2 separate regions of the Mus musculus genome follow, and region 2 is linked to region 1. Evidence: chromatin loops called from intact Hi-C (ENCODE). Cell type or tissue: left cerebral cortex. All regions are shown on one strand. Each heading gives the region's core, and the rest is flanking DNA. Links, peaks and the distances in the headings are about the cores only. Region 1 holds the start of Zfp654 (zinc finger protein 654). Region 2 has its middle 16 kb from the start of 4930453N24Rik.

Region 1 (12,734 bases), core at 2,989-10,988:
ACCACATGGTGGCTCACAACCATCCATAATGATATCTGATGCCCTCTTCTCGAGTGTCTGAAGACAGCTACAGTGTACTTACATATAACAATAAGTAAAATCTTTAAAAAAAAAAAAAAAAGATTCCACTGGTAAATGTAAACCAGCACCTTTACTAATTCACTTAATTAAATTATCTCTTCTCCACAACAAAGTGGGAGCATTTCACTGATCTTCACAGATAAGATTTCGTTATGCAAAATGATTGCACTTGAAAAGATTCTAAGCAAGAAAATAAAATACATTTTATCCTGTAGTTTTCTTTTATTAAAAAAAGTAGTTTCTAATAGTTGGGCATAGTGACGTACACATTTAATCCCAGCATTCAGGAGGCAGAGGCAAGCACATCTCTGAGTTTGAAGCCAGCATCCACAGAACAAGTTCTAGGATAGCCAAAGCTACACACACACACACACACACACACACACACACACACACAGCCTGTCTGGAAAAAATCCATAAAGAACTTTTCTAATAAATTTTAAACTCTAATAAAGAAAACCAAAGTAAATAAACAGGTAAAAGGAATAATAAAATTCATCCATAAACATACAACCAAGAGATGCTATACTTGTCTTCCGTCTACCTATGAAGATTTAAATTCAAACTTCTATATGCACTGAGAGAAGTATACAACTGCCTTCAGGTTATGAATAAGGTGTATGGGAAGTAAATGGATTTGAGGCTTGGATCTAGGTCTTAACCATCTTCCTAGGTATATGCAATATTCTAAACTCTGGGGAGTGGACGAACCACTAAATTGGACTGAGTGTGGTAGCGTGAGTCTTTAGCTTTAGCACTCAAGAGGTAGCAGGATCTCAGGAGTTCAAAACACAACCTGGTCTACAGTTTCAGACCAACTAAAACTGCATGGTGAGACCCCCATCTCAAAGATAAATAAATAAATAAAATAGAATCCTAAATGAAACCACTTCTACCTGGGCTTAAGCGTCTTGGGTAATCAGCCTGCTTAAACAGTTTCAAGCATGACTTGGGGTAGGAGACACAGATTTTGTTACATGTAAAGATTTCCATGCCATTTGTCACTGAAGATGTTCTCAATAATTTGCTGTTGTCATTAGCAACAATTAGCCTTCCACTATTAAAATCAACCTAAAAAGGTATTAAAGAACAACATGTAGACTATTGATTTTGTTTTGTTTTCCCTAGTTATTAATAAACAAGTAAATAGCCTTCTATGAATTTCACCCTTCATGAATACTGCAAGTGTCTCCAATACTCAAGTTTTTGAAAACCATTTTTAAAAGCCCACATTTTAAAAAACACTGAATGTATGAAGTAAAGTGATGCAATGAATTGATTTTTAGCTCCGAAAATTCACAATACAATAGACCAAGGACTTGGCAAAAGTAAATAAATCAGTGCAAATTACTGTCAACACTTGCCTTCATCTTTTATATTTATTCTTTATGCTATTGTTTGTTTTTTTTCGAGACAGGGTTCTCTGTGTAGCCCTGGATGTTCTGGAACATAACTCAGAAGTTATGACTGCCTCTGTCTCCCAAGTGCTGAGAGTGCTCAGCCTTATATTTATTTTTAACTGAGCTAATTTTCAACATTTATTAAATGTAGTTGAATAAACACACATTTACTTCTGTTCTCACTTGCAAACTTAACTAAAGTAAGTTAAAATGATTAAGGCACACACACACACATTTAGGTAGCTAGGAAATAGCTGGAGGAAGTTGTTCCTAGTTTGAGAGCTGAGATGCTAATTTGCAAACATTAGTGGAGGAGCTGAGGAGCAGCCTAATACCATGCATTAAGGACCTCAGGAAGGGGTTACACTGGAGGAATGTGAGGACTACATATTTGTAAACATGGACGTGAAACAAGTGTCAAAAATCACAAAAAGACAAAAAGCGGGGGTGGGGTGGAGTGGGGGTCGGGGTAGGGTGGTTCCTAATCCGTATTTGTTTCTCTGGAGAGAAACGCAAGAAAGAGACGCAAAAGCAATGGAGAAACGACAAGAATGGGTATGTACAAGAGTTCAAACTGGAGAACTCAATAATAAGAAAAGGGTGGCTCTACGAAGCAACTGACCCCACCTAAAATTAAAGAGGGAAAATCATAATTAGGCTCGCGCGCGCGCGTGTGTGTGTGTGTGTGTGTGTGTGTGTGTGTAAGTTGCAAGTGATTAGCTCTAAAAAGAAAAGGGGGAGAAACTATGTTTTTCTAAAAAGCTACCCCCTCACGCCTCTCATATAAAACGCTAGCTGCTTCTATAGCTCAACCCCGAACTTGTTTTCTTCCTTACTTCCTAAATAGAATCTTAAGAATGAATTCATCATTTCTTTTTTTTAAGGTTTATTTATTTTATGTATATGAGTACACTATAGCTGTACAGATGGCTATAAGCCTTCATGTGGTTGTTGGGAACTGAAGTTTTAGGACCTCTGCTCGCTCAGATCAACCCCACTCGCTCAGTTCCTGCTTGCTCTGGCCCGATGATTTATTTATTATAAGTACACTGTAGCTGTCTTCAGATGAGCCAGAAGAGGGCGCCAGACCTCATTACGGGTAGTTGTGAGCTGCCATGCGGTTGCTGGGATTTGAACTCAGGACCTTCGGAAGAACACTCAGTGCTCTTACCCACTGAGCCAGAGATGAACAGCTAGAAAGACAGTTTTCAATTACCCACAGAAATACCCTGTTGTCACATAAAAGTCAGATGCGGTAGCTGGAATCCCAGCATGTATAATGGCATATCAGATAAACTAGAAGAGAAGGATGGCTTAGAAAAAGAAAAGCAACTGCACAATCATAAGGAGACCACAGTGCCATCCCTCCACTACCAAGTCAAGACATTTTACATAAGCAATAAATAACTACATTGCTTAAGTCACTTAAATCAGGTCTGAACTTGCAATGAGAAGGAACTCCTCATATTTAGGCCTCGTATATGATTTTTTAAGATATGTGCACTGATTAAAGATAAGTTAAGGTATGCAAATTAATAGCAATAATTAGTAATAAAAATAATACATTATACACCCTCAGAAAACTTTCATGAAAGTACAAGTATTGTATAAATTTTTGCACCAAGACCAACATATCAGGATTATCAGGATTCTTTTCTAAAACAAATTGAATTTCTTTGAAGAGACATTAAATATGTATTTTGTAAAAAAAAAAAAAAAAAAAAAGAGGCAAATCCTTTTTCTGTTATGACTGTGTCTTAGGTGACTTGCATAGACTACAATTGCTGTTAAAACTTCCTGAAGAATTATTAGGTACCTTTTGCTAAGAACAGCATTATCCAAACAAAAAACTAGCTATCTATAAAGTAAAATTTAAAAGTATAGCAGGCAGTCGGGCGTGGTGGTGCATGCCATTAATCCCAGCACTCGGGAGGCAGAGGCAGGCAGATTTCTGAGTTCGAGGCCAGCCTGGTCTACAGAGTGAGTTCCAGGACAGCCAGGGCAACACAGAGAAACCCTGTCTCGAAAAACCAAAAAAAAAAAAAAAAAAAAAAAAAAAAAGCCTTTCTCAAAAGTATAGCAGGCTTTCTCACCCAGGTACCACTGACATGTTAGACCAGGTTAACTGTTGGTCTGTCCTACACTATCCCTTGGAGGACAGTCAGCATTTCTAGCCCCACCTACTAACTGCCAGTTAGGAAAATCTAAGAATGCTGAATGCCACTGGGAGGAAACAAAATTTCTGAAAACCCAGACAGCAAATGTAGTTGCTTCACAAATCATTGCTTCACACATCAGGAGCATGGAGCTATGACAATATTACAGACTAAAATTTAAAGATGAGAATATTTTAACATGTTCACTGAAGTTCATTATGGGATATAAACTATCAGCTCCAGAGATTAGAGTAGCTCTAATGCTCCTCCTAAGCCCAAAGAGGCTTTGACATCACAGAAATATTAATAGCTTCTGTCTGTTTAAGCCTACCCATATGTTAACATAAGGGCTTTTTGTTCGTTATGTTCTTTCTCTTATTTTATAGCTTGTCATCTGCCTAGGGTAGCTGTTAAACCCACCATAGTACAAAATAGTTTTATAGTCTACTGTAACCTATCAGACTATTTCCATCTCATTATAAGGATTTGATACTAAAACTTGCATAGTTTACTATATGTTACCAAACTCAAATTATTACTGCTTCAGGAATTGAGTGGATGTTTCCTGCACCTAACAACTCAAGAGAGACAACAATGTTTCTTGAAATAATTTTTACTACTATGGTATAATAAAGTATCCTTCTTAAACTTTTTTATTTTAAGTGGGGTTCTTGTGTGTGTGCACGTGTTTGTTGTTTTGAGACAGGGTCTTTAAACACAGTTTTGGATATCACTATGTAGACCATGGTGACCTCTAACTCTCAGAGATCTACATGGCTCTGACTCCTGACTGTTGGGATTAAAGGCTGCACCACCACCAGCCTTGACTCCTTCTTTGAACCATATCTGTGCTTCCTTGAATACTTTCAGGATTTTTGCCCCCCCCCCCACCTATCATTAATTTTCCATCACTCTATCCCATCCACACTATGCGATTCAATGTATGTGTTTTGTTTGATCATTTCAATGTGCCTTTCAGTGGAAATTGAAGTCTGAAATCAAATCCCATCTTGTTCTTCTTTTGGAATGTAAGAAAAGTTAACTTGTTTTGGTTTCAAATTCTATGTAGCTTGCTATCTGAAGCTTAAGAGTTAACAGGTTCCTAGTAAAAGTTGCTTTCATATCAAAACAAATTAAGTATGGCCCACTCTACTGAAGCATTTGTTGAGAAGATAACTAATATAACCCAAAGGAAGAGGTAATTAGAGACAATTAGTCCACAGAACCTTTGTTTAGTTTTCCTTAAAAGAATTGTTCATTTTTTCTCCTGCAACCACAGCTACTAAGCAAGAAATTTTGATTCATATTTTCCCCCAAAAAGAAAGGACAAACTGTAGATTTTCTTCTTAATATCACAAGCTGTATACAAAGTTCATATAGTTAGCTTTGTCACTTAGATTATCTATTTTACATCATTATTTTATTAACTAAATATTAAATTATCTACTTTAAAATTACTCATGATTAAATAAATTTGCTAATTAGTGAAAGTTCCTTAATATTACTATTAGTACATAATAGAATCCTAATTGTTTAAAAGAATTGATCAGGCTGGAGAGATGGCTCAGTGGTTAAGAGCACCGACTGCTCTTCCAGAGGCCCTGAGTTCAATTCCCAGCAACCACATGGTGGTTCATAACCATCTGTAATGGTATTTGATGCCCTCTTCTGGTGTGTCTGAAGACAGCAATAGTGTACTCATATACATAAAATAAATATTTAAAAAAATTGATCTTTGGAAATTCAGTTATATAAGCCAATTTTCCTTACTGGCAAATCAAACTATTAACAAACTCCTATTTTATTAAGTAGTAGATGAAATGTAGCTTATTGTATGTGATTCTTCCATTCCATTTAAAATAGGTAAAAGATAATATATATAAATATAAATCTCACTTGTAAAATAGAACCAGAACAGAATCCCAGAAAGAGGTCTATTACTAATCTCTAAGATGATGAAGTTTCAGGAAAATAAAAAGGGTCACATCAATGTATGTTGATATAATACTCATAAGTTAGCTATATAAAATAAAAGTTCATTGCGTTTTTTCTGTTCAGTTTTATTCTCAGTTATTCATAACTTAGAATTTTATAAAATAGTTAATTTCATTTGTTCGTTAAACATTTTAAAGTAAACTATCAGAATCTGATTTTGTTTTTTGACTCAGGGTCTCATTATGTAGCCCAGGCAAAACCTGAATTTATGTTCCTGGTGCCCCACCCCCAGGTGCTGTCATTGTTTTGCAGAAACTAAATGTGCTCATTTTTTCTTAAAAAATTTACTTCAAGAAATTTAAGAGTAGGTAAAGGTTTTCAAAAAAGAAAGAAAGAAAGAAAAAGTTCTAGCCCTCAAAAGTTTCAGCAATGAGGAGATATTTGAGCAAGGAAATTGACACTGGGCCGGGGGTAGAGCTCAATGGGATATCTAGCCTTGGTTTCAATGTCCAGGCAGCACACCCACTGGCACACACGCACACATATGCACACAGGTTGGGGGGGGGGGGTTGCTGGGCAAGGCAGAAAAAGAGAGAAACTAAATTGTACTAAGATATATGTGTGTGTGTGTATAATATATATAACAATATATATGAAACAATATATATGAAACAATAACATGTTTCAGAATATATTTAAAATATCAAATGAGTGCTAATTTTTCTAAGTTTGAAGTTCCTAGGTTCATAGTCTACAAACATAACAATTGCTAAACATAATCATGTACTTAGAAGACAAATGCCCTCAAAATCAAGACACTGAACATTAACTGTCAAGATAAAACATGTTTTCAAGAAAGTCACTACACAGAAAAAAAATGTTAAAGATATACACTGTTTATACCCAGACTGTTTCGACCTTCAAACCAATGTATCTATGGCATGGGCAGAAAATTTAAATTTAATCACCAGTAACTTATCCAAAAATATCAACTTACTCTTCTTTCCTTAAATGCTTGGCAAGGCATAAAATGAAATGTCAACAAATTTAATGCCCACTCAGTGTTCACTTTATTGCGCACCTGTGACCAGAATGAAAATAAACGGCTAACTCATCCAAACCTTTCCTGTATTTACCCAGCTAGCAACTATTCCAACCAAAAAAGTAACTGAGGCACAGATGTTAAGTAACAGGTTAAGTAACAGATAAGAAACGGAAGAGCCAGAGCTTGAATACTTTGTGCAGGTTAAGAAACAGTTTTTAAAAGGCAGTAAGAAACAAAGTATCTTTTTTTAAAGAAGCAAGTGTTAAGAATGCAAAAAAAAAAAAAAACCCTTATATTACAAATGCATGCAGATGAGAACGCAGATTATCCAAACTTTATCCCTAAACCCGGAGCTTGTTTCTATATTTGCTTACAGTTAGATAAAAACTACATGCAATCCTTAAAAGCAGTCGGCAGAATAAAGGAAACAAATAATTTACTGTCACTTTTTCCGATACTGAATTTAACAGACCAACCAAAAACGAGTAATTTAAAGGCTGGGGGAGGGGTGGTGTAACGAGGGCAATAGTTTCAGGAAAAACGACTTTCTCTGTAGTCAGACAATTAGGAAACAGTGTGCTTGTCAGAGAAGGGGGTCAAAAAAAGGGAAAGATGACAATCACTCCTATAAGGTTCCACACGGAAAACACCCCCCCTCCCAACACACACACACCTGGTGGGGGAGGGGAGTAGCTAACGGTGGGACAGTGCCAAGGCCAACGGAAGAACTGGTCCAGAGGGACCTAGTGAGGGAATGACAGGCGACCCTAGCAGAGGGGGAGGGGTGGCGATGACAGGAGGGCAGGCAGTGGGGTGATAGCATGCTTGGCGTCTCTGAAAAAGAGAATGCGGGGGAACCTGGGTAACAGAGAAAGACGGGAGAGCCCAGCAGAAGTGAGAGGGACCGGGTAGTGAACCTGAGAAAGGCGGGACCCTGGGGTACGAAGAGGGTCTGCAGGGAGGCACAGGCATGTCAGGACGGGGTGCTTTCCAGTTGACCGTCCAGCTCCCAGCCCACCACCACCACCGCCGCCGCGACAAACTCACTTTCTCCTCACCTCCAAGTCCGCAAGTCACCCCCAACCCCACTCCCCGTCGTCCCCATCGCCGAGCTCGGAGCGGTGCAGAGAGGGGACCGGGGCTTCCCAGACTCCCTCTCCGTCCCGCCGGAGGACCGGTCCCGGACACGACGCAGAGACCTGGGCCAGCAGGCCAGGAGCCACGCAGAGGCCCGGGAGCCCAGTGACAAGTCGGAGCGGCCGACGGGCGCCTCACCTGACAGAAGCGTCGGCAGTAATCCCGGCTGCTGATCCCGACGCCGCCGCCACAGCCGCCGCCGCCGGCCCCCCCTCTGCCGTCGCCCGCAGCTAGGAGCCCCACTGGGCCCGGGGGGGACTCCACAATGGCCACGAGCTCTTCTCCGAGGCGCTCGGCCTCTTGGTCGCTCTCTTCCTCCGCCATGAGGCTCTCGCCGCCCAGCGCGTACCCAGCCCCTGCGCCGCCGCCGCCGCCGCCGCTGCCGCCGCCGCTGCCTCAGCTAACCTCCTCCTCCTCCTCTAGTTCCCTCCCCCTTTCCCTCCGCCCCAGCCGGACAGGGCTACTCGCCTGGGCTCTACTTCCGGCTCCGCCCACCCACGCCCCCAGTTTTCACTGGAGGAAGGACACCGCCAATCATAGGCATGCCCGCCCTACCTTCCTATTGGTTACACTAGCCGTCTGTTTGCCAGGCCTGCCATCTGTTGGTCCACACTACTCGGCGGTTGCTGAGGACCGCCTACGAGCCCTGCCATAGGGCGCGCCGGAGGACGGGGCGCGGCAGGGGACACGGCGGCCGCGGCGGAGCTCGCTCGGGCGGCGGCGACGGCGGTGGCAGCGGCAGGAGCAGCGGCTGAAGCAGCGGCGGAAGCAGCGGCGGCCGCAACGGGATCTCCTTCATCCCGTTGCTCTGCCCTTTCTTCCTCCTCTCTTCCTTCCTGGCGAGGGCTCGTGCACTTCCCCTAACGGCGGCCCGCTCCTACGGTCCCGAAGAGCTGGGAAGGCGGAAGGTGGGCTTGGCCGTTGGTGCGGGCGGCGAGCCCAGGCCTTCGGGCCGGGCGAGGGAACCGGGGGCGGGGCCGGAGGTGGAGGAGGAAGGAGCCGGGCCAGCCTGACAGCGACGGCCTCGGCCGGCGCCCGCCGCCCCCTCCCCGGGGACAGCCACGGAGTCGGCGGCGGTGCGGCGGACTTCTCCGGGGCCCTCCGAGGGCGGCTGGGACGCGGCCTCGGCCCCGGCCCCGGCCCGCAGGCGGGGTCGCGGCGCCGGGGCGCCACCTCGGCCGGCGCGGCGGGAGGAGGCTGTCTAGACGTCCGGCGGCCCGCGCCCGCCTTCCCCGCCCCCACCGGAGCCTCGGGCCTGCGGAGCGCGCGGGCCGCCGGGCCACCCGCCCCGGGGCGTGCGAGCCGAGCTGGCGTGGGGCTGGCTGGAGCTTCGGGATCGCGCACGGAAGGCGGAGAGAGACAGACACCTGTGTGCAGAGCGTGGCCCGAGCCGCTCTGCCGCGGGCCTGCGCCCTGCCTTTCCCGCCCCTCCACCATCTTCCCTTTCTGTTTGTTTTTTGTGTTTTACAGTAAAGACATGACTTCCCGGCGCCACCGGGAAAATAGGGTGCAAGCCCAGGAACTGTTTCCCCACCACCACCTGTTGAAAAACTGAGTCGAAGGCGTCTCCGGGGTCTGAACGAACGCGAAGTCGCTCGGATTGGATGCGTCTGTGGTTTTGCATCCAGAAAACTGTCACTACTTAATATCAAGGAAAAACAAACAAACAAACAAAAACCCGACTGGAAATTAAGCTGGTGAGTATTTCGACTTGAAAACTCAGTTTACTTTTGCTGTAGTAAATGGCTGTTTCGCTTTTGTTCCCTGGGTGCTCTATCTTAACTTCCTCATTTGTTTAAAATATTTCTGACTTCTGGAAACACTTTTACACGTAACCAACCTCCTCGCCTCTATGAGGTGGTTATTTTCATTGGCAGTATCAAGAATAGACCTTTCAAGAGAAAAGATCAGGAAAGTTCAGGCTTCACGTGGCACAAGAATTGCAGATCCCATTTCTGTAAGTTTGCAGTCAAAGAAAAATTCTAACTGCACCCCTAGTTTTTCATAACAGCTTTAATTGTTACTAGAATGGTTTTATTTCATAGGTGTAGAGTACTTGTGGAAGTTGCAGACATTTGCAGTGAGGATTTGCTGAGTATTAGGTGGGATTCATCATGATGTCTGTCTTTTCTGCCATGAAAAACCTATGCCCTAAAACAGTATCTCACACGTAACCCTTGAGTGTCAAAGATGTGGTGGGGTGGAAATCCACAGAAATTAAGCATGTGAAATTCTAGACATTTTGTGCCTTAGAGAATTTTCATGAATTGCTAAGTCCTACTTTGAGTTCATAGATTTTGCTCAAAATACAGACCAAAGTTGAAATAATCTTGGTGTTGCCCAGCAAGTAGACTAATGCAGTGGGATACTCCATGCTTTGTAATGTTACTTATAAAAACGAATTCTTCAGAACATACTTGAAGTATTTCTTCAACATGTTTTTAACAAAATTATTCAGTATAGTAGTATCTGATGTCTTGATTATTATAAAAAGTTAAATCACAGGCATAGAAGAGTAAGTCTTGCTAATCTTTTGTTATCAAAGTATATTTATTATCTTGGGTTTCCAGTGCTTGTAATTTTATATAGCTGATAGTCCGTTGATAATTTTCAGAAGTTTGGGGGCCTAGTGAAGTGACTTTGAGAGTCACTAACAACACTGAGTTAGTCCATGAAACCACTGTCCTCAGCTCCAAACATGTGCCAGAACACAGGTGCTCACACATTTAGACTTCTGTAAGAAGTAAGACACGGCCAGGTATGCTGGCACATGTCTGTGATGTGATCCCTGCCATTCAGGACAACATTGAAAGCCCGCTGGACAACAGGGTTGTTCTTGGTGTTTTGAGTTTTGTTGTTAGGCTAAATTTAGTGTTAAACTGCTTCTAAATTATATGGGTTTTGATAAATGGTTATGGGGGGGTCGTTATTTGAATTTGGCTTTTTTTTTTTCCTGTTTGTTTCATTTTTGTTTTTGTTTTTGATTGCTGAGGTCAAACCTAGAATTTAGCTCATGCTAAGCAGTTGTTCTGCCTCTAGTGGACACCCAGCTGTTCATTTACTTTTTATAAACATCAAGTTGTGCCCAGCACATATTGGGCACTATGTTAAGGGAAATAAAAATTAGTCTTCAATGGAAATTGGAAACCAAATGTTAAAGAACATATTGCCTTCTCTTGATTATCAACTTTTTAGAGAAATACATATGTTAATATTTTTCCAGACATGGTGTCATACAGTTTCAGCCTCAGAATTCAGGAGGTGACAAAGATAGGTCTCTGTCTACATAGTGAGACTCTGTCTTTGTTTTTGGTTAGCTGGTTTTCTAGACTGGATTTCTCTGTGTAACCCTGGCTGTCCTGGAACTCACTTCATAGAACAGGCCTGCCTCTGCCTTCCCAAGTGCTGGGATTAAAGGCATGTACCACTAGGCATTGAGGTCCTGTCTTAAATAAGTAGTACTTATTGTCAACTATATGTAGGCCTCAGGTTGTAATGTTATTGTAAATAGTTAGGCATGCTTTATGGTTTTTTTAGTTTTTACTTGTTTTTCTTTTTGGAAAGTAAGTCTTACTACCAGATTTTTGCACAGTTGAATTCTCAAAATCGCTTTCCCATCAAGAAGCTCTTTAACTTGAACACATGTCTAAGTTGGGCAAGGTTAGTATTTTTAGTACTATGAATGCTGCTGTGATTGTGATTTTCTAAACGATAGAGACATTTAGAATACTTTAATATTTCTTCAGGGGTCTGATTTATTTGTCATAAAAAACAAGGTATTGGGAAGTTGGATTAGTAGGGCCGTGTGCTTCCTGTGCAAGTGTGTGGACTCTCTGCAGTGTGTATCTATAATCCCAGTTCTGGGGTCAGTTAGAGAAGCTGTTCAAAAACAACAAGGTGTGCACATAGGCAGTACCACATACACACACACGTCAAGGAATGGACCTAGCTGGATGCTGCTGATTTGCTTTAGTTTTGTTTTCCTTGAATATGTCAGATGTTTAGAAGACATGTGACCTATAAATTGAACTAAAAGTGTTTGTGGGATACGGAGGATCACTGAATTAAGTTTGTTTTTCCTGTTGTTGTTTTGGAGGGGGTGTATTTATTGTTTTTTTTTTAAATCTACCCTTACAAAAGCACTTATAACTACTTTTTATTAATGTTAATCACTTCTAGAATGAACTATTATCATAATACTAACATCTTTCTCTTGTCTTAGAAGAACCTTATTCAGAGACAAAATGGAACGATTTGTTGTAACAGCACCACCTGCTCGAAATCGTTCTAAGACTGCTTTGTACGTAACCCCTCTGGATCGAGTCACTGAATTTGGAGGTGAGCTTCATGAGGATGGAGGCAAACTCTTCTGCACCTCTTGCAATGTGGTGCTGAATCATGTTCGCAAGTCTGCCATTAGTGACCACCTCAAGTCAAAGACTCATACAAAGAGGAAGGCAGAATTTGAAGAGCAAAATGTGAGAAAGAAGCAGAGGCCCCTGACTGCATCGCTTCAGTGCAACAGTCCTGCGCAAACAGAGAAAGCCAGTGTTATCCAGGACTTTGTGAAAATGTGCCTGGAAGCCAACATCCCCCTGGAGAAGGCCGATCATCCCGCAGTGCGAGCGTTCCTGTCCCGGCATGTGAAGAACGGAGGGTCCATACCTAAGTCAGACCAGCTGAGGCGAGCATATCTGCCTGATGGCTACGAGAATGAAAATCAGCTCCTCAGCTCACAAGATTGTTGACGAGGCAGTTAATGACCATTGTGATCAAGATAAATAATGTGGAGTATTAAAGTTAATGTGTTGATTGTGTGGTTCATTTTTATATTTATTTTAAATCATGTGATACAGAATAGTTTTGCAATGTGTATATAGTTTTAGGCAAAAGAAAGAAACCTCACTGCAAAACTTACTGCTAATTTTAAGTCACCGATGGTGTAAAGTAAAACTTACCTATGGAGTGTATTAGGCTATC
Region 2 (12,734 bases), core at 2,161-10,160, 96 kb before region 1:
TTTCAACTCTTTCATTTCACTAATATGCAAAAATATCATAAATCATCAAATAATCATGACCAAGAATAACCAAAAATATGTATGGATATGTGGGGGAAGTGGGGTGGTAATGTGTGTTTATGTGTGAAGTTGAGGAACAAGTCCAAGACTTTACTAGGCAAACATTCTACGACTAAATTATCTCCTAAACCCCCGAAAATTAACTCCTGAGATAAATAAACCCCTGAAATTTTCACTCCTTAGTGAGAATGTCAATGAGCAATTTTACCATGCAAGGGAAGAAAGGCATTTTGTCAACCAAAAGCTCTCAACACTGACAAATTTCTACACTACATTATGCAGTTAGCACAGTGACGGTGTTCCCAGGTATGGACCTCTCAGAGGACAAGGACAGTGTGGTCACCTGATGATTCTTCTCGACACGTCCTAGTGGAGCTTCATATCTCTGGTGGCAATCCAGTAGTATGCAGAACAATTGGAACAAGTAAGTAATCATTCTATCTTCTACCTACACGTGTTATTCTATAACACAAAGTCTTATGCTATGTGTTAACATGTCATATAATGTTTACAGTCTATTCATTCTTCTGGCTTTCTATTTCTGCAGGGGTCAAATAACATAAAACATTTTCCTCTATGGCCCCTTCCAGATTTGAGATTGTGGGAGCAGATACATCCCAGTAAGTGGTGCATCTACATTTTGATAGGATGGTAATGGGTGGTAGATGGGCATACAACTTATAGGGTGGTAGTATATACCTTATAAGGCAGTCATGATGTGAAAAAAAAGTTGGAAAATAAAGTTTTTAGATGAGCTGCTACACACTGAGAATATTCTGGCTTTTTTACAGAACTATTTTAAAGGGGCAGCAACTCTGAATTCTGAGGGAAAGGACTGGCACCATATAAATGTTCTTGATAAAGAATTCCAGCACACTGGATACCCAAATGATCCAGGTGTGTAAGGGACAGACATGTGCTTGACAGGCTGTGGTTACTCCAGTTACAGAGAAAGGTGTAAATTAATTCCGTAAGTTCAAAGGGAGCCGCTATAGGTAAACACAACAATCATTTTATCACTAAACTCACTGGAGCAAAGTCACTTTGGAAACCTAGGGGACAAGGAAGACGCCTCTGAAGGTGGAGAACCAATGAAGCTAAACCATCTCTCTACACTTCATTTCTCCAGTAGCTATTTCTAGAAACTATTGTTCAGCAAATACCCGGGAGGTAAGAAAGTCCCTCAAAGAATGACAAACAGGAAGGGAAGTTTAAAACTATCAGCAGACTGTAACGATGTGTCACAATTAATTAAATTAACATGCAAACATGTCTTTGTTTAAAAAACAAGTTATAACTAGACCTCATTCTGGGTTTAACTAAAGGATTGCATGCTTCCACATTCTATTAAAACGTTTTCAGTAGCCACAGTGGTCTATGAATCCACAAAGCCATCTCTATAGCCTCATATTGCTTCAGAGTGAAGGGGTGGCCACCTACTCAGTACCCTTCTTAGACCTTGCTGTACAACAGTCTCTTTTAGCATACACAAATAGTCGTTCCAGGGGACTCATGTCATGCATGTGATGGTTTGTATGTGCTTAGCTCAGGGGTGGCACTATTAGGATGTGTGGCCTTGTTGGAGTGGGTGTGGCCTTGTTGGAGTGGGTGTGGCCTTGTTGGAGTAGATGTATCACTGTGGGCTTTAAATCCTAGCTGCCTGGAAGCCAGTCTTCTCCTGTTTGCCTTCAGATGGAGATGTAGAACTCTCAGCTGTTCTTGCATCATGCCTGCCTGAATGCTGCCATGCTCCCACCTTGATGATCATGGTGATGATGATGGACTGAACCTCTGAACCTGTAAGCCAGCCCCAATTAAATGTTGTCCTTATAAGAGTTGCCTTGGTCCTGGTGACCACAGCAATAAAACCCTAAGTAAGACAATGCATCTTGGGAGACACCTCAGTGTCTCTATTGGAGGCATATGAATTCAGTGTGGTTCTACCTATACTCTTTATCGTCTGTGACAACAAGCACTGCACAATGATACTGATTTCTATTAACAGTGTAAGTTATTTGCCGTCTTCCTTAAACCCTTGGAACTGCCAATAATTCTTACACATCTGTCCCTTTACTCTATGGTCAGTCATTCTCATTCCTACCTTAATATGAATTTTTTTCTTCCTAAATTTCCTTCCCCACATCTCACGCGACTGTTCCAGGCATGTGTGCTATACCATTATCTCCTGTCCAAAATATTGAAGGTGGTTCCTAAGAACCCCTCCCATATGAGAGTTGTCAGCTCTGTAGCAAAGCTCCATTTACTTTGGACCATTACTATTTCTTTTTTAATGAAAAAAGTTGTGGGTACACATTCACGGTGCATACTGACATGTTTCATCAAAATGTCTATCTGTGTCCATGTTCGTGGGTATTGCAGGTGCATGTGTGTGCATATGGAGACCTAAGGTCAACGTTACATTTTTTTTTAAGATTTATTTTATTTATATGAGTACACTATAGCTGTTTCCAGACACACCAGAAGAGGGCATCGGATCCCATTACAGATGGTTGTTACACGTTTTTACCAGTTCCCATCATGGTATTTGAGAAAGGTATCTCTCACTGAGCCTGAGGCTTATAATTCAGCTAGACTGGTGCTGTATACCAGTTTCCTCTAAGACTGAAACATTCCACCCTGCTTGCTCACTAAGATAGGCTCTTTCTGTCTTGCTTCCAGATGAGATTAGAAACTAAGTCAGTAGACCGCAGGTCTTGAGAGGGGGTGGGCACCTTTGGAACTGCTGATGGCTTGTATGGAATGAAAGACAGAGGAGCAACTCCCTCTTGTCCATGCCTCACTGTTAAAGCCGAGACAGCTCCCCGTACTCTGCCCCAAGGGAGAGTTATAGCACTTGCTCTCTTGCATGCAGGTGGCAGACCACGGAGTTCTCTGCACAAAGATAGGGTCCAATTTCTCATAAGAAATTGCCCAGAGGTTCCATTCCTCTAGAGAACTTTGACTCAATCATGGCCCCGTGTCTTCAAGCAGCAATTTCTGCTTTGTTATTTAGAGAGGCTTATGCTATATAATTACATGATGAGATGCATTATTTATATTAAATATTTTAATTAAAAACACTTAAATTGCCAAGATAAATTTTCTCTGAAATTGCAGCAGAATATAAGCAAATACCTATTTACACATAAGTGTAAAAAAAAAATACAAGCAGCATCATTAACCTACAAAGTCTACTTATATATTATGATTATATTAGCCAGGCAGTTTTAAGTTCTGAAGCCAAGTCGGAATGCAATCACTATAATCACATGGAGGATTCTCTACCCTACTTGTCATCACCCATTTAAAAACATGTATCAAATATACTTACAGTACAAACTATGAAAGGATCTATCTCATCTGCACTGCATAAGAAAATCCATTAACTGGAATAATTGATCATATTAACAAATTATAATCTTGCCACCCAAGCACATGGTTCCTTTGCGGGTGATGATGGTCTTGCACTCCTGAGCCTCCTGTGGCCTCTGTGAATGGAACAAAAGGACTTTGCATGAAGCACAGATTTCTTGACCTGGGGCAATGGATGGATGCTCTGTCTGTTTCTAATACCAACTGACTTGGAATGATATGCAAAAACAATATATTCAGCAATATGTGCCTCTCCCTCTCTCCCTCTCTCCCTCTCCCCCTCCCTCTCTCCCTTCCCCCTCCCTATCCCTCTCCCCCTCTCCCTCTCCCCCTCCCCCTCTCTCCCTTACCCTCTCCCTCCCCCTCTACCCCCTCCCTCTCTCCCTCTCCCTTTCTCCCTCTCCCCCTCCCCATACCCTTCCCCCTCCCTTTTCCTCTCCCTCTCTTTTTCTCTCCTCAGTAAGTAACAATGCAAAGATTATTTAGGAGTCCATTAAGCGAAAAAAGTCAGGTTTCTTAAACAGTTATTTGCCAAGCATAAACATTTACAGTTCCTAAAAATTCCCTGCCCCCATCCCAAAAATTTACCTACCCTACTGTATCCTTGTTGGGCTATAAAGTTTATATTTAAAATGTTAGCAATTCCTCTGCAATTCAGCATAGTTATTTTTGATGTGCAAAATTCTGGCTTTTTTTTTTTCAGACTTGAATGACATAAAGTAGCATTGCAGACCTTCATTTCAGCGCTGGCTTCAACATCCCTCACCAGAATAATATCAATGGGGAGGGACTGAGACAAGCCCAGAGAGCAGCAGTCTGAAAGGGGATACAATGCTACAGAAGAGCTCTTGCTTGCCTAACTGCATGAGCATTTAGTTTCAATTCTTTTTTTTTTTTTACAAAAGCCCTTTTATAAAGCCATTTTTAAATAAAACAAACCAAAAGGTTTACAAAAAAAAAAAAAAAAAACCCTACAGAAAAAGAATAACTTGTTTCATAGGTTCCCAAGAAGGAAAAAAAAAATAAAGAAGACAATATCAACATGCTCAACAATAAGGGGTTCTTTTCCTTACTTCTTAATACAAAATACAAACAAAGGATACACATACTTAAAACAAACTTCAGGAGCAGACAACAGTCCTGGAAATCCTTCAATCAGAGCAAGGCAGGAATTTGTTGTTGCTGTTGTTTATGCAAATGCATACAGACCAGGATATGTAAATGTATGAAATGAAGTTATCACATCAGACCATCACATGAGTCTACCAATGCATGTTGCATCTATAGTAATTCTATAATAATAATGTTCATAATTCATGAATATGGTCAACAAAATTATGTTTACTTCAGTTCGGTGACATTTAAATTAAAGAAGAAAAACCCTTTAAATAAAGTGGTTACATTCAAACTTTAGCTTCCTTCGTACCATGCTGCAGATTTCAGCACTGCTAAAGTATTGCAAGAATGCCCAACCCTCTATTGTCTAACCATATATCAAGCTGCACTGCAGTATGAAGAAAAGGATGCCAGGCTCTCAGCCATGGCTGAAGACAGGCTAGCTTTCTGACCCTTTCTGCTCAGAACATGAAAGATTAAAGACTAAAATTGAGAAAGACTAGGAGATTTTTAGAACTGGCAAATTAAGTCTAAAAGATGAATGAAGGCAAATTGATCGTGGCGGCTGAGCAACCTGGCAAAGTCTTATGCCTTGCAGAGGAATGAAGTATGGAAGGTTCGCTGCAATGTGTTCACGGTACGCAGACTATGGAGAGCTCTTACTTACAAATCTTGTAAAAAGTACTTCCAGAGGAAAAGGGGAAAAGGTCACTAACTTCCAGAAGACAAAGGTTTAATTGCCAGACACTTACAAATCCCCTCACCCAATATACAAAGTTTCCAGGGTGCACAGGAGACACACAGAGCCAGGGAGACTGGACACCAGAATAGAAAACACATACTGATTGGATGCCCTTCTCCTGCCTGGCCCACAAGAATCCTGTGACTTCTCCTTAGTGATGATTAAAATCTGCTTTCTAAGTCATGAGCTCAGCTACTAAAATTCATTGTAGGCATCCCATGGGGCCTCCCACCCAGTCTCCTCAAGTGGCTATCCCACAGCCCCTCCCTCCTCTGCCCCAGGATGGGAAAGTCATCACAGCCATTGTCAACCCTTGTCATGGGCCAATCATTCAAAACAGACTTGGGGTTGGGAAGGTGAGGGAGGGAGAGAGGTAGCAAGAAGCCTTAGCAGGAAAAGACGTCTGCTGTCAGGATCCACGACCTGATTGTAATCTCAGATACCACTTTGAAAGAAACCACTCCTGAAAGCTGTCCTCTGACCTACACACACACACACGTACAATTTTAAATTTTACATAATTAATTTTTAAATTTTAAAAAAAGATTTAGTTATTGTTATATGTAAGTGCACTATAGCTGTCTTCAGACACACCAGAAGAGGGAATCAGATCTCATTACAGATGGTTGTGAGCCACCATGTGGTTGCTGGGATTTGAACTCAGGACCTTTGGAAGATGAATCAGTGCTCTTAACCACTGAACTATCTCACCAGCCCCTTATATAATTAATTAATTAATTAATTAATTAATATAAAAATTGTTTAATAAAGCAGAACATGGGGTCTCTTGTTTTGTGGTGCTATGCTGGAGTTGGAGTGCATATGCAGACCGACAAGTGCTCTGCTGCTAACTTGCAACTCTTTGAGACAGGACTTCAAAACTATCACAAACTTCAGGACCTTCAGACAGATGTATTTTTTTGTTGGATGACCAATAGGAAGCCAATCCTTTGATGTGGACAGAAAACACTCGGAGAACTGACTTGGCCACAAGATGTCAGTAAATTTCCACATTCTGCTTTGCAATGCTGCGAAGGGGGCTTTCCTTCCAGATGATGCTAAGAGGCATCCTAGACATCTGGTGCTGAGCAAGGAAAGGATAAAGGGCTCTAATTCTTCTTAATACTAAGTGAAAAACTGTGAGCAACCAAGAAGGGATGCAGATGCAAAGAAGAAGCCATCTGCAATATATCTCATGCTATCTGGACCTTTATAAATTTGTTTCTAGTAAAATGGAATCTAGTCTACATGTTTAAATAATTAAAATTTGATGATTTAAAGTTAATACTCAAGAGTGGAAAAACTAGAATTTTTATCAAAATCCTCAGGAAATCAGTAACTTGTGTCAGCAGGACAAATCCATTAATTGGAACAAATTTACTTTAGAAAATAAAATATATCTTCTCATTCAAAATTGACTAAGAAAACCCTAATTTGTTTATATTATAACCCTTCACTTAATCTTTAAATTTTACCTATTCGGGGGAGGGGGGTTGTTTACAGTTTCAGAGGCAAAAGTCAGCATTTGGATGGCTCTAGTGCACAGGCCAGTGATGAGGCAGAACATCTATGGTGGGAAGTAAATAACAGATCAAAGCTATCACATCATGACCAGAAAACATAGAGAGAGCTCACTTTTATAGGCCTTTTTCCTAGAACTCACTAAGCCATGAGTCCAAACATAAATTAGTCCATTCATGAGATCAGAATCTTCACAAGAGCCCAAACTTTGGCCATTTTTTTCATAGTAGACATTAGGAGATATTGACAATCTAAGCCATAATCTTCCACCCCAATTTAAAAAGGCTCGCATACCTCTCACAATACAAGATACCTTCAGTCTATCTGCAATTGTTTTCCTTGACTTGGTACCAGCATTGCTCAAAAGTCTGAAGTCTTCTGAAACATTGGCAAATTTTCTCTCCTCTATTTTTTTAAGTTACCACACAAAGGCATGCATTTATTTCCTTATAGAATCTTCATACATGTATGTCATTGAACTGTGTTCTGATCCCTCTCCTCCAGTGCCCCTACTCTCATGTCGAGGAAGTGGTCCCCTGCCTCCCACTAAGAGGTTCTGCTCTTCTGTCATTAGCATCACATTACTCTCTTTTGTCCCCCTTCATCTCTTGCTTAGCTTTGAGATCTCTTCCTCTCATCCCATGGTCCCCTTTCAGACACACATGCAGTGAGGAAGGCAGAGAGAGAGATAGAGAATGAAATTGTACATATGAGAAAAAAATGGCATATTTGTCTTTCTGAAGCTGGCTCATTTTACTTAATGTAATGATCTCCAGTTGCACCTGTTTTTCTGCCAATCTCCTGCATGATCTAAAATGTTTTCATGGCTTCATAAAACTTCATTGTGCATACGTATACGTATTTTCTTTATCCATTCATCTGCTGGTAATATATAATCCTGTTCCATTTCTTTGGTAATGAGAATAGTCAGAAATAGGCATGGACCAGCAATATTTCTGTGGTACGTTGACTTAGAGTCTTTTGGGTATTTATATGTAGGAGCTGAATAGCTTAGTCATGTAGTCGTTATTTTTAGTATTTTGAGGAACCTACACCGACTTCCCTAGTGGCTACACCAGTTTTCATTCCTATTTACCCACGTGGATGCTGTCACCATTAGAGGTAGCTCAGTTACTCATGGTGGCATATGAGATTTATTGGGTATTACTGCGATCAGATGGTTGATTATATATTCCCCCAATACCCATGAAAAACAAAAGTCACGATATCAGAGTGTAGACTAAATTCTTAGGAAAGAAAGAGAGGAATGATGGGAATGATGTCAATAATCAAGAAAGAGGTGAGGGGGGCCATGGTGGCACACAACTTTAAACCCACCATGCAGGAGGCAGGAGCAGGAGCATCTCTGTGAGTTTGAGGCTAGCCTGGTCTACAAAGTGAGTTGCAAGTTCTAGGACAGCCAGGGATACACAGTGAAACCCTGTCTTTTCGGGGGTAGGGGGGAGGCTCAAAGAACAAAACATAAACTTTTTAAAAAATGTAAAACTGCAATTCTTAGTCTTTGTTGGGAAGAAAACCCCGAAGCCCCAAATACGAAACAAGTCAGGACAGTACAATTGGCCTTGGTGACAGCAGACTGGAGGGTCTAGTAACAGGAAATAGAACACACACACACACACACATCTGTTCTGGCAACCTTAAATTTGGTGGTGGAAGTCGGTCTGTGCGCCCCTCATCCTGGATGGAGGATCAGAACTCGAGACATCCACTTCATCAGTCCTCACATCAGAGACTGCTGTGGGAAGGCCCAGTGTCTGACAGTGAGCGATGCTGGAGAACAATCCTGAGACACCCCACAGACTGTCAAGGTGGAAAAGAGCTAAAGCAAACTAAGACAAGAGGACACGGGGGCTGGGTGTAAAGCTTCTTCAACCCTTTTTTCTCGCTCAGTCATTGAGGTCAGAGGTACAGGTCTGCTCATGTCACGGGCAACCGTGTTGAGGAGTGGCAGTTCTAGAGTAGGTATGTCTCTGTGGGCATAGACTTAAGACCCTCAGTCTAGCTGCCTGGATGCCAGTCTTCTCCTAACAGCCTTCAGATGAAGATGTACAACTCTCAGTTCTTCCTGTACCATGCCTTGATGATAATGGACTGAACCTCTGAACCTGTAAGCCAACCCCAGTTAAATGTCCTCAAAAGAGTTGCCTTGGTCATGGTATCTGTTCACAGCAGTAAAACCCTGACGAAGACAGCCTCCTTTCTGTATGGAGCAGCTTATTGGACGGCCAGGGTCTGAAAGCAGGAAGAGTTCTGGCTCACTCAGTCAGCATGCCCTGCTGCAGAAAGGGATGTAATCAAGTGACACCCTTTAACTAGTTGTGCCACACCTGAGTGCATGCGGCCAGAGGCCTCTTGAGCAAGTGGAAACACGCCTAGTTCATGGGCCTTTGAAGGCTTGAAGAGTTGGCAGTTATTCCTGGAATGCAAAGAAGGCTTCTAGAGTGAATGCCGTCCTGCCGCTGACAATATACGTTCCAAAACAAACTACTATTGTGTGTTCAGTGGTGTGTGTGTGTCCATGTGTCTGTCTCTCTGTCACTCTGTGTGTGTGTGTGTGTGTGTGTGTGTGTGTGTGTGTGTGTGTGTGAGAGAGAGAGAGAGAGAGAGAGAGAGAGAGAGAGGATGTGGTTTTAAAAGAGAGAGAGAGAGAGAATGTGGTTTTAAATAAACCCCAACAGTTTCTGCAGTACACAAAACACCAAGATGATGGTGAAGAGACCAGAAGAAGATATCAGGTTCCCTGGAGCTACAGTGGTAGGCAATTTTGAAAGCTAGGAACCAAACTCTAGTCCTTCACACGAGCCTCAAATGCTCTTAACTACTGAGCCACCTCTCTGGCTCCTCCTTTCTCATTTTCACTCAATCCAAGATTCCAGCCATGATAGGTAGTCAAATTATTAGCTAACTAGCCAGACAATACATTTAATAAAAAGAAGTCAATGGACAGCAGAAGCTGCTGCAACATGGCTGATCTGTCAGTCGCTCCAACGGCCCTGAAATAACAAACTGCTGGCCTCTCGGAAGTCTTCTGGAGTCAGGTTTCTCAGGTAACTCTATAAAGTTTGGCTTTCTTAGTAATCAATCTATGTAAATATTTTTTACTACAGGCCGTCTCTTTCAATAATATGGTCACCTATGTACAGGAAAAGAAACAAATCTATCCATAGATAGCCTTAGATGGTCTCTCAGTCTGCCTGTCAGTTAGCTCCAGAGAGTACTCTTTCTTAACAGCCACAGTATTTGGATGTGGTTTTAAATAAACCCCAACAGTTTCTGCAGTAGGCAAACCACCGAGATGACGGTGAAGAGATAAGCAGCTCTGTAGAACTGAACTGTTTGTACAAGAGCCACATAACCTCATAGTCTTAAAATAACCGGCTCTTCAAGACAGCACTTTGTTCATTCATGTGCCACTTACACAAGGTATCTAAGAGTGGAGAAAATCCTTCACTAAATATTTTCCCCAAATATTCTGTAATATATTTGTAATACTCAAAATATTTCCCCAAAGAAATGTGTTCAGTCTCTACCCTGATCCTTCCCTCTATAAACAGGTAGTGGGGGGCGGGAGTATGACTTCCTGCCTAGTTTTTCCTCCAGCATTGTAACTCAAGAAAACCAAATTTACTTCTATTCACTTCAACAATGAGCCACTATGCTGACCTTCTATATCCGCAGTTACCCACCCTTTTAAGAAAGGGAAGTGCTGGTTGGTTTTATTTACCTATCATCTTCAGGATTGCTGAAGCCTGCATTGTATCATTAGAGAAAGGTCATGGTCCTACGGGACCATGGGCCATTTTAGTCTACACTAAAACATATTTCCTTTTACATAGTCTTGTTTTCTATACTTCTGTGTTCTCAAAGAAAAGTGGAACAGGAAATTTAAGTCTTTTTATTCTCATGTGTAACATACTCATGTCAAATAATGACTCATCTCAGGAATGTTGTTGGAAATTTTGAAGGACCTCAAGAACACAAGTCAGGACTGCTCTTCCACACTGGCTCTCAGTAATGCTATGTCCTAAAGGCTTCTTTGTATGTGTACTAGTGTATGTGTGTATTTGTGTCATGTGCCTGTCCTGTGGTCATGGAAGCCAAAAGAGGACATCAGGTCTCCTGAAACATGAGTGCTAAGAATCCATATCCTGTTGTAGCAGCAAGAGCTCTGAACTCCCGAGCTACCTCTTTTGCCTTCACTGTTTTCTTGATGATAAAACAGCTCCAATAGTTTCTGCTTTCCCTAATAAACTTCTAGCAAGTAACTTATGGCTTACTAAAATTCTGTAAGATGCTTCTAAATTTTGTTTCATCTACCTGGCATGGTGCCCGAGAAAATAATTACCTGTTGAAATTAATTTACCAGTGAAGTCAATGTGCTTTAAAAATAAAGCAGCTGGAGGATGTGGAAGAATGATGAGACATGTCATCATCGGGACATGACATGGCCGGTGTGCTCATGAACTCACTGCACCTACGGCTGCCTATGTAAGAGCAAGCCAACAGATCAGTGGGCACTGCAACAGACATCCTTAACTGGACTGAGAGTTACAAACGGTGGGGAGGGAGACATGGTAGGACAGTGAGCATATACTGGAGGAACCTGGGAGAAGTAGGCAAGGAGAGTGGGTGGATATGGTCAAGCTTCCACACAATTTCAATGTATGAAATTGCCAAAGAATAAATAAGATTCTTTAAAGAAAACAAAACAATCATATGAAATTTTGATGGCATCATAAAGCTAGTTAACATGTAGTATGATTTTGACTGATAATAAATGGATTTCGGGCCAAAAATCACTTCAGATAGCCATCACTGTCCTCATTTGTCTGTGATCTTTGAAAACACTGCTTTCAGGATCTCTTGCATAGCACACACATTGTTTTTCTGAAGTTGTTTCCCACCACTTGTGTTCCAGGGTTTATAGGGAAGGTCACACTGCAGTCCTCCCTGTGAGTACATGAATCTCCAGCAGAGTGACTAAAACATGCTCTCCCCTGGGTGGCTTTCCCTGTCAGTCAAAAGATCTCAGGTCAACCCATCAGAAGTAGAGAATTTCCTGCAACAGTTTTTCATTTGGTTTCTACCCTACCACTTTATAGTTTAAAACTCAAATATATTTAAATATATGTAAAAGCACAAAAAACAGTTTAGCAAAACACTTTCAGAGTGTAGAGTGATTAAATAATATGCTAAAGACAATACATGTTTCCCTTTCTGGTTCTAGTATAAAGTAAAGTTTTTCATTATCATTTTCTGGGTATTACTCACTGCAAACAAAACTTCAAATACTAACGACATAAATATGTAAAAGTGTGATTTTTTAAAGATATATTTTTATTGTTTTACCTGTATGTTTTGCCTATATGTATGTGTACCACGTACACAGGCCAGAAGATGGAGTCAGATCCCTGGAACTGTACTTAAATATGGCTGTGAGTTACCATGTGGGTGCTGGGAATTGAATGCAAGTCCTCTGAGAGAGCAGCAAGTGCTCTTAGCTACTAAGCTATCTCTCTAGCAACTGCATACATATTTTTTTTTAATTGTGTATATGAGTACACCATTGCTCTCTTCAGACATGCCAGATGAGGGCATCAGATCTCATCAGGTGGTTGCTGGGAATTGAACTCAGGACCTCTGGAAAAGCACTTGGTGCTCTTAACCACTGAGCCATCTCTTCAGCATAACTATTTTTATTTTAAATCTGTTTGTTTGTTTGTTTGTTTAGAAACAGGTCTCACTATATACTTCTGGCTGTCCTGAAACTCACTAGACTTGCATTGGCTTGACCAGGGTAGCCTTGAACTCACAGAGATCCATGTGCCTCTGCCTCCTGAGTCGCTGGGATTTAAAGTATGTGCCATTACACCCAGTTCAGATATTAAAATTAAAGTTTTAA

The links. Peaks named below come from ENCODE experiments on the same cell type or tissue, not always from the same donor. Only the 100,000 strongest peaks of a DNase experiment are listed, where the experiment ranks them.
Region 2: it touches region 1 in a loop (2.7-fold over the local background); 3 of 42 quality-filtered maps call a loop at or near these places.

What each region holds. Positions count from the first base shown.
Region 1 is chr16:64,843,575-64,856,308 of GRCm38, forward strand. Zfp654 (zinc finger protein 654) reads right to left here and starts at 8,149. Exons shown (of 9, transcript NM_001347245.1): 1 at 7,893-8,149. The coding sequence starts at 8,078. Cggbp1 (CGG triplet repeat binding protein 1) reads left to right here and starts at 8,427. Exons shown (of 3, transcript NM_178647.3): 1 at 8,427-8,662; 2 at 9,225-9,451; 3 at 11,977-12,734. The coding sequence starts at 11,999. The coding sequence ends at 12,502. In left cerebral cortex, for the core only: a CTCF peak has its summit at 5,322 (motif pointing left); DNase peaks (open chromatin) are centred at 6,731, 7,050, 7,467, 8,286 and 1 more place; H3K4me3 peaks cover 3,849 bases; H3K27ac peaks cover 1,500 bases.
Region 2 is chr16:64,748,629-64,761,362 of GRCm38, forward strand. No RefSeq gene overlaps it. Among named protein-coding and RNA genes, the nearest start is that of 4930453N24Rik, 16 kb to the right of the region's middle. In left cerebral cortex, for the core only: CTCF peaks have their summits at 2,520 (motif pointing right) and 6,289 (motif pointing right); a DNase peak (open chromatin) is centred at 6,298.